Linked DNA regions of Homo sapiens: region 1 is linked to region 2. Evidence: read pairs that join two places in POLR2A ChIA-PET (ENCODE). Cell type or tissue: K562. All regions are shown on one strand. Each heading gives the region's core, and the rest is flanking DNA. Links, peaks and the distances in the headings are about the cores only.

Region 1 (7,929 bases), core at 2,225-6,224, 670 kb before region 2:
TCAAACTCCTGGGCTCAAGCAATCTTTTTGCCTTGGCCTCCCAAAGTGCTGGGATTACAGTGTGAGCCACTGCACCCAGCCTGATCATCTTTTTATGTGTTTATTGCCCATTTGCAGATCTTTTTTTTTTTTTTTTTTTTTTTTTTGAGATGGAGTCTCCCTCTATCGCTCAGGCTGGAGTGCAGTGGCGTGATCTCAGCTCACTGCAACCTCTGCCTCCCGGTTCAAGCGATTCTCCTGCCTCAGCCTCCTGAGTAGCTGGGATCACAAGTGTGTGCCACCATGCCTGGCTAATTTTTGTATTTTTAGTACAGACAGGGTTTCACCATGTTGGTCAGGCTGGTCTCGAACTCCTGACCTTGTGATCCGCCTGCCTCGGCCTCCCAAAGTGTTGGAATTCCAGGCATGAGCCACCACGCCCAGCCTTGCAGATCTTCTTTAGTGAAATGTCCGTTCAGATCCTTTGCCCATCTTTATTTTTGTTATTTTAAAAATTATTTTATTTTTTAATAGAGACAAGATCTTGCTATATTACCCAGGCTGGTCTTGAACTCCTGGGCTCAAGTGATCATCCCACTTCACCTTCCCACATAGCTGGTACTACAGGTGTGTGCTACCCACTGCTTGTCACCTCAAATCTATTCCATTGATCTACAAGTCTGTCTTTAGGCCAGTACTACACTGTCTTGATTATTATAGATTTGTAGTAAGGTTTGAAATCAGAAAGCCTTAATCCTCAAACTTTGTTCTTTTTCAAGATTGTTTTGGTTATTCTAGGTCTCTTGCATTTCCATATAATTTTTAGGATCAGCTTGTCAATTTCTGCAAGGAAACCAGCTGAGATTTTGATAGAGATTCTGTTGAAGCTGTAGATCAATTTGGGGAGAAAGCCCTTGCCTTTAGCCAAGACACCATACCATCTCTCCATTCCAGTGCAAATGGAGAAAAGAAAAGCATATAAGAGGGGACAGAGAGAAGAGAAGAGGAGGAAGAGGAGAAAGGAAGAATAGGCATCCATATGGAGCAAGCCGAAGTGAATCCAGGGGTGGGGAGGTCCCAGGCCAATCAAGAGGCAGAATCTCAGGAAAAATGAATTCTAACTCAACAGGTACATACTCTATTAACCACAATTTCAGCCCATATGTTGGTAGATGGCCTGGCTTTTTACCTCCCCATATCATCTTCCTCTTCTCCCCAGGATCTCTTCCAAATACCTGGTGGTTATGAGGATGCCTTATATGCCTTGGTTTATGGGATTTAATGAAAGCTCCCTGTTGAAAAGCCCCAATAAAATAAAAGCCCCAAGAAAAGTCTCAATAATGGAAATAAATGAATCTCATTCCCACCCCTTTTCTGCAGTGGGAAGTGTTACAACCCTTCTTGGTGAGTATCAGGGGAATTGGCCTGCCCTGGGACCTCTGTTCTGGAGAGACTGGCATATAGAGGGTGTTCATGGGTCCCTAAGGGTGCTGTGGGGTGTGCAGGGTGGGGAATGGGGTTGACTCTTACAGCCTCATGATGTGGCGAACTCAGCTTGGCCCAAAGTGTTTTGCTACAATCTGTGCCTTCTGTACCTCAACCAGACCATCTTTCCAGCTAATAACTGGTGAGGGAGTGAGGCTATGAGAGGTGGGGGTACAGGATAGAAGAGAAATGAGCTTAACTCCCTCCTAGCGGATAGAGAAAGGATGATTGAAATTGCTCACTTAGCAAACGATTTAGCCAGCTGTAGAAAATCCTATTAAATGACAATTCTTATCTCAGTCTCTTGCTCTTGGGAAGAGCGGCTTTGGGCTTTGTGAAGACCAGGGCACAGTCTCTTCTGAATCTGGTCAAATAATTTTCACCAACAAAAAGTTAAAACACAGAGACAGGCAAACTTCACCAGGTCTCCGTTCCTCTTTATACCCCTTGGTCTAGTCCCTCATATCATCTGTTAGTTATCTGGTTAGTTGAGCCTTTTCTCTACCCATTGTAATATAAATAGCAAGCATTTTATGGGTCCCCGTTAAGCAATGTGATCAGCATCAATTACCTAATGAGACTCTGGAAAGTTGTGATTTAAAATCCTGTCCTCAATTGTGACTGGGCTTTGTCTGGAGCCAACATGGTAACTGCGGTGACATCCAAACTAATTGCACTCCAGATGTGAGTTTGGCCCTGAGGAAAATTCACCTTCTGAGAAGGGAGCTGATCTTTGTACTTTGTTCTAAAAGGGAGAGTTTTTATGTCCTCTGAAGGCTCAGGGGGTAATGGGTGGACCTGTCCAATTCTGCCTGATAACCTTAGGTAGGGCCTTTGAGCGTGGAAGAAAGAGAATGAGACTAGAGGAAAGTACAGGGACGGTGGAGGCTATCAGCTCCCTGAGGGCAGGGAGTTTTGTCTGATTTGCTCTCTGCTGATTTCATAGTATCTGTAGACTACTGAGACCATAATAGGGGTTCCATAAATACCTAATGAATGAAGGAATAAAATCCCAGAATGATCCCTTCAGCCAGGAAGCCCTTCTCTTTGCAAGATCCTCCCCTCCCCACCAGGGACCTAATAAGTTTTGGAGATAATAAATGGTGGAGACTAAAGGATAGGATTTTTAAGACCTGTGGTTAGTTTGGCTGTAGTTCCCTGGAAGACGAGGGATTCTTTTGTTCAGTGATGATCCTTCTAGCCAGAAGATTCAGTAATTGCCTTGTTTGGGCTGATGGCTTGAGACACAGGCATTTGATGTGGACAATCTGGAGCATTTCATCTTCTTTCTCTAAATATCCCCCACCCTCACCCTCAGCCTGGTTAAGGATTATATTCTGGCTTTTTCCCAGAGCAATACAGGTGGTCCCTTTTCTTCCTCACTTTTCTTAGCTCCTCTCTTGAATAAGAAGCAACTTGAAGCCTCTTGCCAAATCTATTCAATTTTCAGCTGTCATTTATTCAAGGTCTAAGCAACATTTGACCTAGTTTATCATACATACCCTTCCTCTTGAAACACACTCTTCACTTGGCTTCCTGGGCACCAACATTCCCTTGGTTTTCCTCCTGTTTTCCTAGCAGCTCCTTCCCCTGTCTTCATGTCGTTATAACTTCATAGCTCTGTTGACTGATGCACATGGCAAGTCAATGTGCTGAGACACCAGGTTGCAGCAGAGAAAGAGGTTTAATCATAGGGCTGCTGAATGAGGAAATGGGAGGAATTCTTAAATCCATCTCCCTTAGGAATTTGGGACTAGGGTTTTGTTTCGTTTTGTTTTGTCTTGAGACGGAGTCTTGTTCTGTTGCCCAGGCTGGAGTGCAGTGGCGCAATCTTGGTTCACTGCAAGCTCCGCCTCCCGGGTTCATGCCATTCTCCTGTCTTAGCCTCTCAAGTAGCTGGGACTACAGGCGCCCGCCACCACGCCCGGCTAATTTTTTGTATTTTTAGTAGAGACGGGGTTTCACCGTGTTAGCCAGGATGATCTCAATCTCCTGACCTTGTGATCTGCCCGCCTCGGCCTCCCAGAGTGCTGGGATTACAGCTGTGAGCCACCGCGCCCGGCCGGGGCGAGGGTTTTTAAAGGTTTTGGAGTGGGCCAAAGTATGGAGACTGTGGATTGGTCGAAGAGTGCAGGGTGAAGTTATGGGACAGGGAGATGAAGAAACAATTTTGATGCCGATTTGATTCCTCTGCGGGGTCTTTAAACCAGTTAGTATCAGCTGTTCTGCTGGAATTCAGGATCTACTGAAGCAATTCTTTTTTTTTTTTTTTTTTTTTTTGAGACGGAGTCTCGCTCTTTCGCCCAGGCCGGAGTGCAGTGGCGCTATCTCTGCTCACTGCAAGCTCCGCCTCCTTAAGCAATTCTTAAATAGTAGCCTGATGATTCTAATGTGAGACATCCTATCTATAGGAACAACAAGGATGCAGATGGTCAGTATCTAGTGTTATGTGACTTTCAGTTACAAGGAAGAAGGTCAGAGTGCAGCCTGATTAATGCTTAAACTGTGTTTCTGTCCAGAATTCTTGTTAACCCTGTGAGGACGGCTTCATCCTCTGAGTGTTGAATGCCCATGGAGTTGTCTTCTGTCCATGCTCATTTCTAAGTTATGTTCTCCAGCACTAATCTTTAAGTACTATCAATGCTGACAACTCTCAATTTATATCTCTAGCTTGAACCCTGTCTTCTGAGCTCCAGACTCAGATATCTAATGCCTACTTGACGTCTCCACTTGTATGTCTAATAGGAATCTCAAACTTGATATGTCCAAAACAGAATTCTTGATTCCTTGTCCACCATCCCCTGGACCTGCTTAGGACCCAATTCTCTCCAAGCAGTATCTCTATTTACCTTTTTGCTCAAGTCAAATACCTAGGGATGACCCCTGACCCCTTTCTTTCTCTTAGTCCCCACAGAATCTGTCAGTTCTGTAAGCAGTGTCTTCAAAATATATTCTGCATCTGACCACTTCACACCCACTTTGTCATTACCACTCTGGTCTGAGCCATCATCCTCTTCCACCTTACTTTATAGTCTATTTTCAACTCAGTAGTCAGAGTAGTCTTCTTCCTGTGTGCCATCAAGAATCACACCTACCAGCCAGGCGAGGTGGCTCATGCCTGTAATCCCAGCACTTTGGGAGGCTGAGGCAGGCGGATCACCTGAGATCAGGAGTTCGAAGCTGCCAGACCAACATGGTGAAACCCCATCTCCACTAAAAATACAAAATTAGCTGGGTGTGGTGGCGCACGCCTGTAATCCCAGCTACTCTGGAGGCTAAGGCAGGAAAATCGCTTGAACCTGGGAGGTGGGAGGTGGAGGTTGCAGTGAGCCAAGATCACGCCATTGCACTCCAGCCTGGGCAACAGAGCAAAACTATGTCTCAAAAAAAAAAAAAAAATTAAGTCAAGACCAGGTGCAGTGGCTCACGCCTGTAATCCCAGCATTTAGGGAGGCGGAGGAGGGCAGATCACCTGAGGTTAGGAGTTCAAGACCAGCCTGGCCAATATGGCAAAACCTTGTGTCTACTAAAAATACCAAAATTAACTGGGCACAGTGGTGGGCACCTGTAATCTCAACTACTGGGGAGGCTGAGGCAGGAGAATTGCTTGAACCCAGGAGGTGAAGGTTGCAGTGAGCTGAGATTGTGCCACTGCACTCTAGCCTGGGCAATAGAGTGAGACTTCGTTTCAAAAAAAAAAAAAAAAAAGACTATTAAGACAAATCTTATCTGCCTTCTTCTCAAAGTTGTCCAATGAGAAGGTGTTAAAAAAAATGAATCCTATTTTATTCATGAAAAAAAAGAGAGAAGGTACTCAACATTATTATTCTTTGAGGAAATGTAATCACTCAACAAGTTCTTCCTTCCCACTGCACAGACAAAACCAGTTCACTGAAACTGTGGTATAGCAGCAAAGAAAGAGTTTCCAGCCTGAGCAACAGAGGGAGACCCTATCTCTACCAAAATAAATAAATAATAAAAAGCTAGGAAAGTGGTGAGTGCTTGTGGTCCCCGCTACTCAGGAGGCTGAGGTGGGAGGATCACTTGGGCCCAGGAAGTTGAGGCTGCAGTAAGCTGAGATTGTGCCACTGCACTCCAGCCTGGGTGACAGAGCAAAATCCTGTCTCAACAACAAAAAAGTTTAATTGATGCAAGGCCGCACAGGAGAACTGAAATCTCTCTAAGAACTCAGAGATGATGGTTTTGATGGACAATTTGGTGGGCAGAGAGCCAGGGAATGGGTGCTGCAGATTGGTTGGGCATGAAATCACTGGGGTGTGGAAAACAGTTCTCCTGCACTGAGTCTGCCTTTGAGTGGGGTCACAGGACCCATTAAGTCATGAGTCTCAGGATTGGGCAGGATCAGTTGTTTGCCAAAATATCTAAAATAATCTCAAAAGATCAATCTTAGATTCTACAATAGTGATGTTATCTATAGGAGCAATTGGGGAAGTCACAAATCCTGTGGCCTCTGGTCACATGACTCCTGAGTAGTAAGGGATTATAGAAACTATGCCGACATTTTAGCAGAATTGAGCCTCCTCCCATAATCCTAATCTCGTGGTCTTTCATTAGTTTTACAAAGCTGGTTTTTGGTCCCTGAGCAAGGAGGTGGCTGGTTTTAGGCAAGGACTATTATCATCCTTGCTTTCAAGTTAAACTATCAACTATAATTCCTCCCATGGTTGGCTTGGCCTATGCTCAAGAATGAGCAGAGATGGTTTACAGGTTAGAAGCGAGATAGAATGAGCCATGTCAGACTTCTTTTACTCTCATAATTTTACAAAGGCAATTTCAGAAATGCAAATTAAATCCACATTGAGATACCATTACATACCAACCAGAATGCCAAAATTCTGACAACACCAAGTGTAGACAAGGATATGGAGCAACTGTAATACTCACCAGCTGCTAGTGGGAATGTAAACTGATACATGCACTTAGGTAACCTGGCAGGTACCTGGCAGTTTCTATTAAAGCTAAACATACACCTTTTGTATTACCTATTAATCTACTCCTAGGTAACTACTGAAGATAAATGAGTGCATACATCTACAAAAAGACATGTTCAAAGAAATCTTCCTCATAATAGCCCCAAGTTGGAAATAACCCAAATACGCACCAATGAGAGAATGGCTAAATCAATTGTACACAGTCATGACTTGCTTGACAATGGAGATACCCTCTGAGAAATGAGTTGTAAGGTGATTTTGTCATTGTGCAAACATCATAGAAACCTAGATGGGGGCTGGGCATGGTGGCTCACGCCTGTAATCCTAGCACTTTGGGAGGCCAAGGTGGGTGGATCACCTGAGGTCAGGAGTTCGAGACCAGCCTAGTCAACATGGCAAAACCCCATCTCTACAAAAGACTACAAAAATTAGTCGGGGGCAGTGGCATGTGCCTGTAGTCCCAGCTACTCAGGAGGCTGAGGAAGTAGAATCGCTTGAACCCAGGAGGCAGAGGTTGCAGTGAGCCGAGATCATGCCATTGCACTCCAGCCTAGGCAACAAGAGTGAAACTCCATCTCAAAAACAAACAAACAAACAAACAAAAAAATACAAAAATTAGTGGGTCATAGTGGTGCAGGCCTGTAGTCACAGCTACTTGGGAGGCTGAGGTAGGAGAATTGCTTTAACCCAGGAGTTGGAGGCTACAGTGAGCCAAGATCATGCCACTGCACTCCAGCCTGGGCGACAGAGCAAGACTTCGTCTCAAAAAAAAAAAAAAACCTAGATGGGATAGCCCACCACACACCTAGGCTTTATGGTATAGCCTATTGCTCCAAGGTTACAAACCTGTATGGCATGTCACCATACTGAATGTATGACACACTGGTAAGCATCTGTGTATCTAAACATATCTAGGCCAGCTGCAGGCACGGTGGCTCACGCCTATAATCCCAACACTTTGGGAGGCTGAGGCGGGGGGATCGCTTGAGCTCAAGAGTTCCAGACCAGCCCAGGCAACATGGCAAAACCCTGTTGCTACCAAAAAGTATTGCATATGCATAATAACATGTTGGTCAGGAATGGACCAGATATACAATGGTCGTCCCTTAAGATTATAATCCTGTGGCTGGTCGCAGTGGCTCATGCCTGTAATGCCAACACTTTGGGAGGCTGAGGTGGGTGGATCACTTGAGGTCAGGAGTTCGAGACCAGCCTGGCCAACATGATGAAACCCTGTCTCTACTAAAAATAGAAAAATTAGCCAGGCATGGTGGCAGGCACCTGTAATCCCAGCTACTCGGGAGGCTGAGGCAGGAGAATCGCTTGAACCCAGGAGGCAGAGTTTGCAGTGAGCCAAGATCACGCCATCTCACTCCAGCCTGGGTGTCAAAAGTGAAACTCCATCTCAAAAAAAAAAAATGATTATAATACTGTATTTTTACTGTACCTTTTCTATGTTTGTTTGTTTTAATTATTTATCTATTTATTTTGAGACAGAGTTTCGCTCTTGTTG
Region 2 (4,000 bases), core at 1-4,000:
GTACTCCAGCCTGGGTGACAGAGCGAGACTTTGTCTCAAAAAAAAAAAAAGAAGAGACTATAGATCAGGTTTTTCATACCCAATGTTGGGACAAGAATCTTTACTTCCACATGGAGAATTATATCTACTTCTAAGTTTTTTGGGGGGTTGGCCACAGATATCAGGCATATAGGAAAAATGCCAAGAAGCCCAAATTAGGGCCAAGAGAAGGAATAATCTCTTGGTGCCAAACAAGTGGGATAAGAAGACCATAGACAGTTCAGGTTATTTCAGAAGAGGAGATTGGGGGGAAAGGAAGTATGAAAGCAAAAGAGGCCATGAATGGAAGAAGCAAGAGTCAAGAATTCCAGGTGTTCTAAATCTTGCTAAGAACCCGGTGGGAATAAAGGTTGCATGTACAGAGTAAGGAGGCTTCAAAAGAAATAGCCTGCTCCAATGAACAACATGCATTACTTCAGAGATGAAGCTCCACTTCTAGTCTGTCTCTGCACACCCAACTTTGTTTCAATTTAGAAAATGCAGCACTTTGGTGGTTACCAGAGTAACCAAACAGTGCAAGCCATTCCCACCCCTCTTAATAGTAAATTAGTAGTCCTACCTCTATACCACATTTAAATCCTTTTCTGGGAAGTTAGATACATACAATTATCAGCACTACAAAGGTTCACCTGACAAGAGTCTTAAGCAACCAAAGCAGTTTTTAAAATGTAAATCAGGGCCAGGCCTGGTGGGTCATGCCTGTAATCCCAACACTTGGGGAGGCCACTTGAGTGTGGGAGTTGAAGATCACCCTAGGCAACATAGCAAAACACTGTCTCTACAAAAAATTAGCCGGGCATAGTGGTGTGCCCCTGTAGTCCCAGCTACTCTGGAGGCTAAGGTGGGAGGATCAGCTGAGGCTGGCAGGTCAATGCTGCAGTGAGCCGTGACAGTGCCACTGCACTCCAGCCTAGGTGACAGTGAGACTCTGTCTCAAAAAAAAAAAAAAAAGCCAGGCGCAGTGCCTCAAGCCTGTAATCCCAGCATTTTGGGAGGCCAAGGTGGGCGGATCGCCTGAGGTCAGGAGTTCGAGACCAGCCTGGCCAACTTGGCAAAACCCCATCTCTACTAAAAGTACACACACACACACACACACACAAAATTAGTTGGGTGTGGTGGCAGGCACCTGTAATCCCAGCTACTCAGGAGGCTGAAGTAGGAGAATTGAACCCAGGACAGGGAGTTTGCAGTGAGCCGAGATCGCGCCACTGCACTCCAGTCTGGGTGACAAGAGCGAGACTCCCTCTCAAAAAAAAAAAAAAAATAGTAGTTTGAAAGTAAAGGGCTAAAGATACCTTAACTAAATATCTACTGTTCATTAACTATCAGCAGTAAAGCATGCCCGGTAGTATTGTTGATGTGCATTTGTTTCGCAATTTGGGAGCTGTTTCTGTGTCTTAAATGATTGCTGCAAACATACCAGTAATAGGCTGGGCGTATTGGCTCATGCCTGTATCGCAACACTTCGGGAGGCTGAGGCGGGCAGATCACCTGAGGTCAGGAGTTCGAGACCAGCCTGGCCAAAATGGTGAAACCCCCGTCTCTACTAAAAAATGCCGAAAAATTAGCTTGGTGTGGTGGTGCACGCCTATAGTACCAGCTACTAGGGAGGCTGAGACAGAAGAATCGCTTGAACCCAGGATGCGGAGGTTGCAGTGAGCCAAGATTGTGCCATTGTACTCCAGCCTTAGCGACAGAGTGAGACTCCATCTCAAAAAACATACCAGTGATAACTACAAACTTACTCTCTATCACATTTTGGGAGTTTAGGTGCTGGAGAATGCCGAAGGTGCCAGAACCACCCCTTCAGTTGTGGCCTTTACAGCAGATGGTGAGCGACTTGTTGGAATGCCGGCCAAGCGACAGGCTGTCACCAACCCAAACAATACATTTTATGCTACCAAGCGTCTCATTGGCCGGCGATATGATGATCCTGAAGTACAGAAAGACATGTGAGTAACAGCAAAAGTTTTTTGCAAAAAGCAGTTATTTGCAAGGGCCACACAGAAGAGCCTCAGCATGTTGATGAGGATCCCTGGAGCACCTTACTTTAGTAATTTTACTTATTGTCCCTAGGGGAAATCTGTACCACTGCCAAAAGGGTAATCCCTTTAAAAAATTCATTTTTGGCCAGTGCAGTGGCTCACACCTGTAATCCTAGCACTTTGGGAGGCCGAGGTGGGTGGATCACCTGAAGTCAGGAGTTCAAGACCAGCCTGGCCAACATGGTGAAACCCTGTCTCTACTAAAATACAAAAATTAGCTGTGCATGATGGTGGGTGCCTGTAATCCCGGCTACTCAGGAGGCTGAGACGGGAGAATCACTTGAACCCGGGAGACGGTGGTTGCGGTGAGCCGAGATCACTGCCACTGCACTCCAGCCTGGGCTGCTGAGACTCTGTCTCAAAAGAAAAAAATTCATTTTTGTCTTTACAGATTAGGTCTTTGCTATGTATTGACATGATACATGAAAATTTGCAAAGCATTCCTAAACCACATAGTTCAGTGTTGAATACATAAGGCAGAAATGGCATAGGTTCTATCATGTGTTGATCCAGTACAGAAAAAGACTTGATTTTTCTTTTTTCTTCCCCCCTCCCAATAGAAACGGGGCTCACTATGTTGCCCAAGTTGGTGTTGAACTCCTGGACTCAACTGACCCTTCCACCCCAGCCTCCCAAATTATTGGGATTACAGGCGTGAGCCACCATGCCCAGCCTGCCTTTTTCTAAAATAGACATACTAGAGGCTCGGTGGGGTGACTCACACCTGTAATCCTAACACTTTGGGAGGCTGAGGTGAGCTCAGGAGTTCGAGACCAGCCTGGACAACTTGGGGAAAAGCCACCTCTGCAAAAAATACAAAAAAGAGCCAAGCTCGGTGGTGCGCGCCTATAGTCCCAGCTACTAGTGAGGCTTGAGCGTTGAGGGGCGGAGGTTCCAGTGAGCTGAGATCATGCCATTGCACTCCAGTCTGAGTAATAGCAGTGAAACCCTGTCTCAAAAAAAAAAAAAACTAGAAGCATAGGTAGAGTTTCCTGTTGTATACAAAATGTTTTAGGCCTAGAGCAGTGGCTCATGTCTGTAATCCTAGCACTTTAGGAGGCAGAGGTGGAAAGACTGTCTGAGGCTGAGTTTAAGACCATCTAGGCCAACAAGGCAAGACTGTGTGTGTCTCTGTCTATATATATATAAACTAAATATTTTTAAAAATTTAAACAGCTTTATTGAGCTTGAGTAGAATATGAATTCTGTATGCATGGAGTTGCGTGGACCTCTATGACTGGCTTCTTTCACTTAGCATGTTTTCAAGGTTCATCCATGTTGTAGCATGTGTCAGTACTGCATTCCTTTTTATGGCCAAATAATACTATACTGTATGGACATACAGCACATTTTGTTTATCCATTTGTCAAGTGATGGACATTTGAGCTGTTTCTGCTTTTTGGCTATTAGAAATAATGCTGCCATAAACATTTGTGTACAAGTTTTTGTGTGGACATAAATATTTCCATTTGTCTTAGAGAGTAGAATTGCTGGATCATACAGTAACGGTTTCATCAAATTATTCTAAAGTGGCTGCAAAAATCTTCTGCCTGGGGCGCTAAATAAAGAATGTTGAGGTTTCATCATAATGTTTTTATATGTTAGTGATTGCTTTCTTTTTATTTATTTATTTCATTTTGCCTTGTAATTCTCATAAACCATGTTAGTGATTGCTTTCTAAAGAATTTCACAAACTGTCATTTGTTGGCCATGAATGAGTCTCTTGGGGTGGAAGATGGATGTTCATGGTATGTGGTAATTTTGTCATGGTAAGTTGTTCAGGTAGTTTTCTCTAATAGAATTTTTGTGTCTTACAGTAAAAATGTTCCCTTTAAAATTGTCCGTGCCTCCAATGGTGATGCCTGGGTTGAGGCTCATGGGAAATTGTATTCTCCGAGTCAGATTGGAGCATTTGT

The links. Peaks named below come from ENCODE experiments on the same cell type or tissue, not always from the same donor. Only the 100,000 strongest peaks of a DNase experiment are listed, where the experiment ranks them.
Region 1: POLR2A ChIA-PET joins it to region 2 with 5 read pairs; 3 of 35 experiments call an interaction of 5 or more read pairs at or near these places.

What each region holds. Positions count from the first base shown.
Region 1 is chr5:139,235,077-139,243,005 of GRCh38, reverse strand. No RefSeq gene overlaps it. Among named protein-coding and RNA genes, the nearest start is that of SNHG4, 35 kb to the left of the region's middle. In K562, for the core only: no CTCF peak of the experiment used is centred there; no DNase peak of the experiment used is centred there.
Region 2 is chr5:138,568,951-138,572,950 of GRCh38, reverse strand. HSPA9 (heat shock protein family A (Hsp70) member 9) reads left to right here. Exons shown (of 17, transcript NM_004134.7): 4 at 1,810-1,991; 5 at 3,902-4,000. It overlaps LOC105379193 (a long non-coding RNA gene), which reads right to left and starts at 1,873. Exons shown (of 3, transcript XR_001742900.1): 1 at 1,785-1,873. In K562, for the core only: no CTCF peak of the experiment used is centred there; no DNase peak of the experiment used is centred there.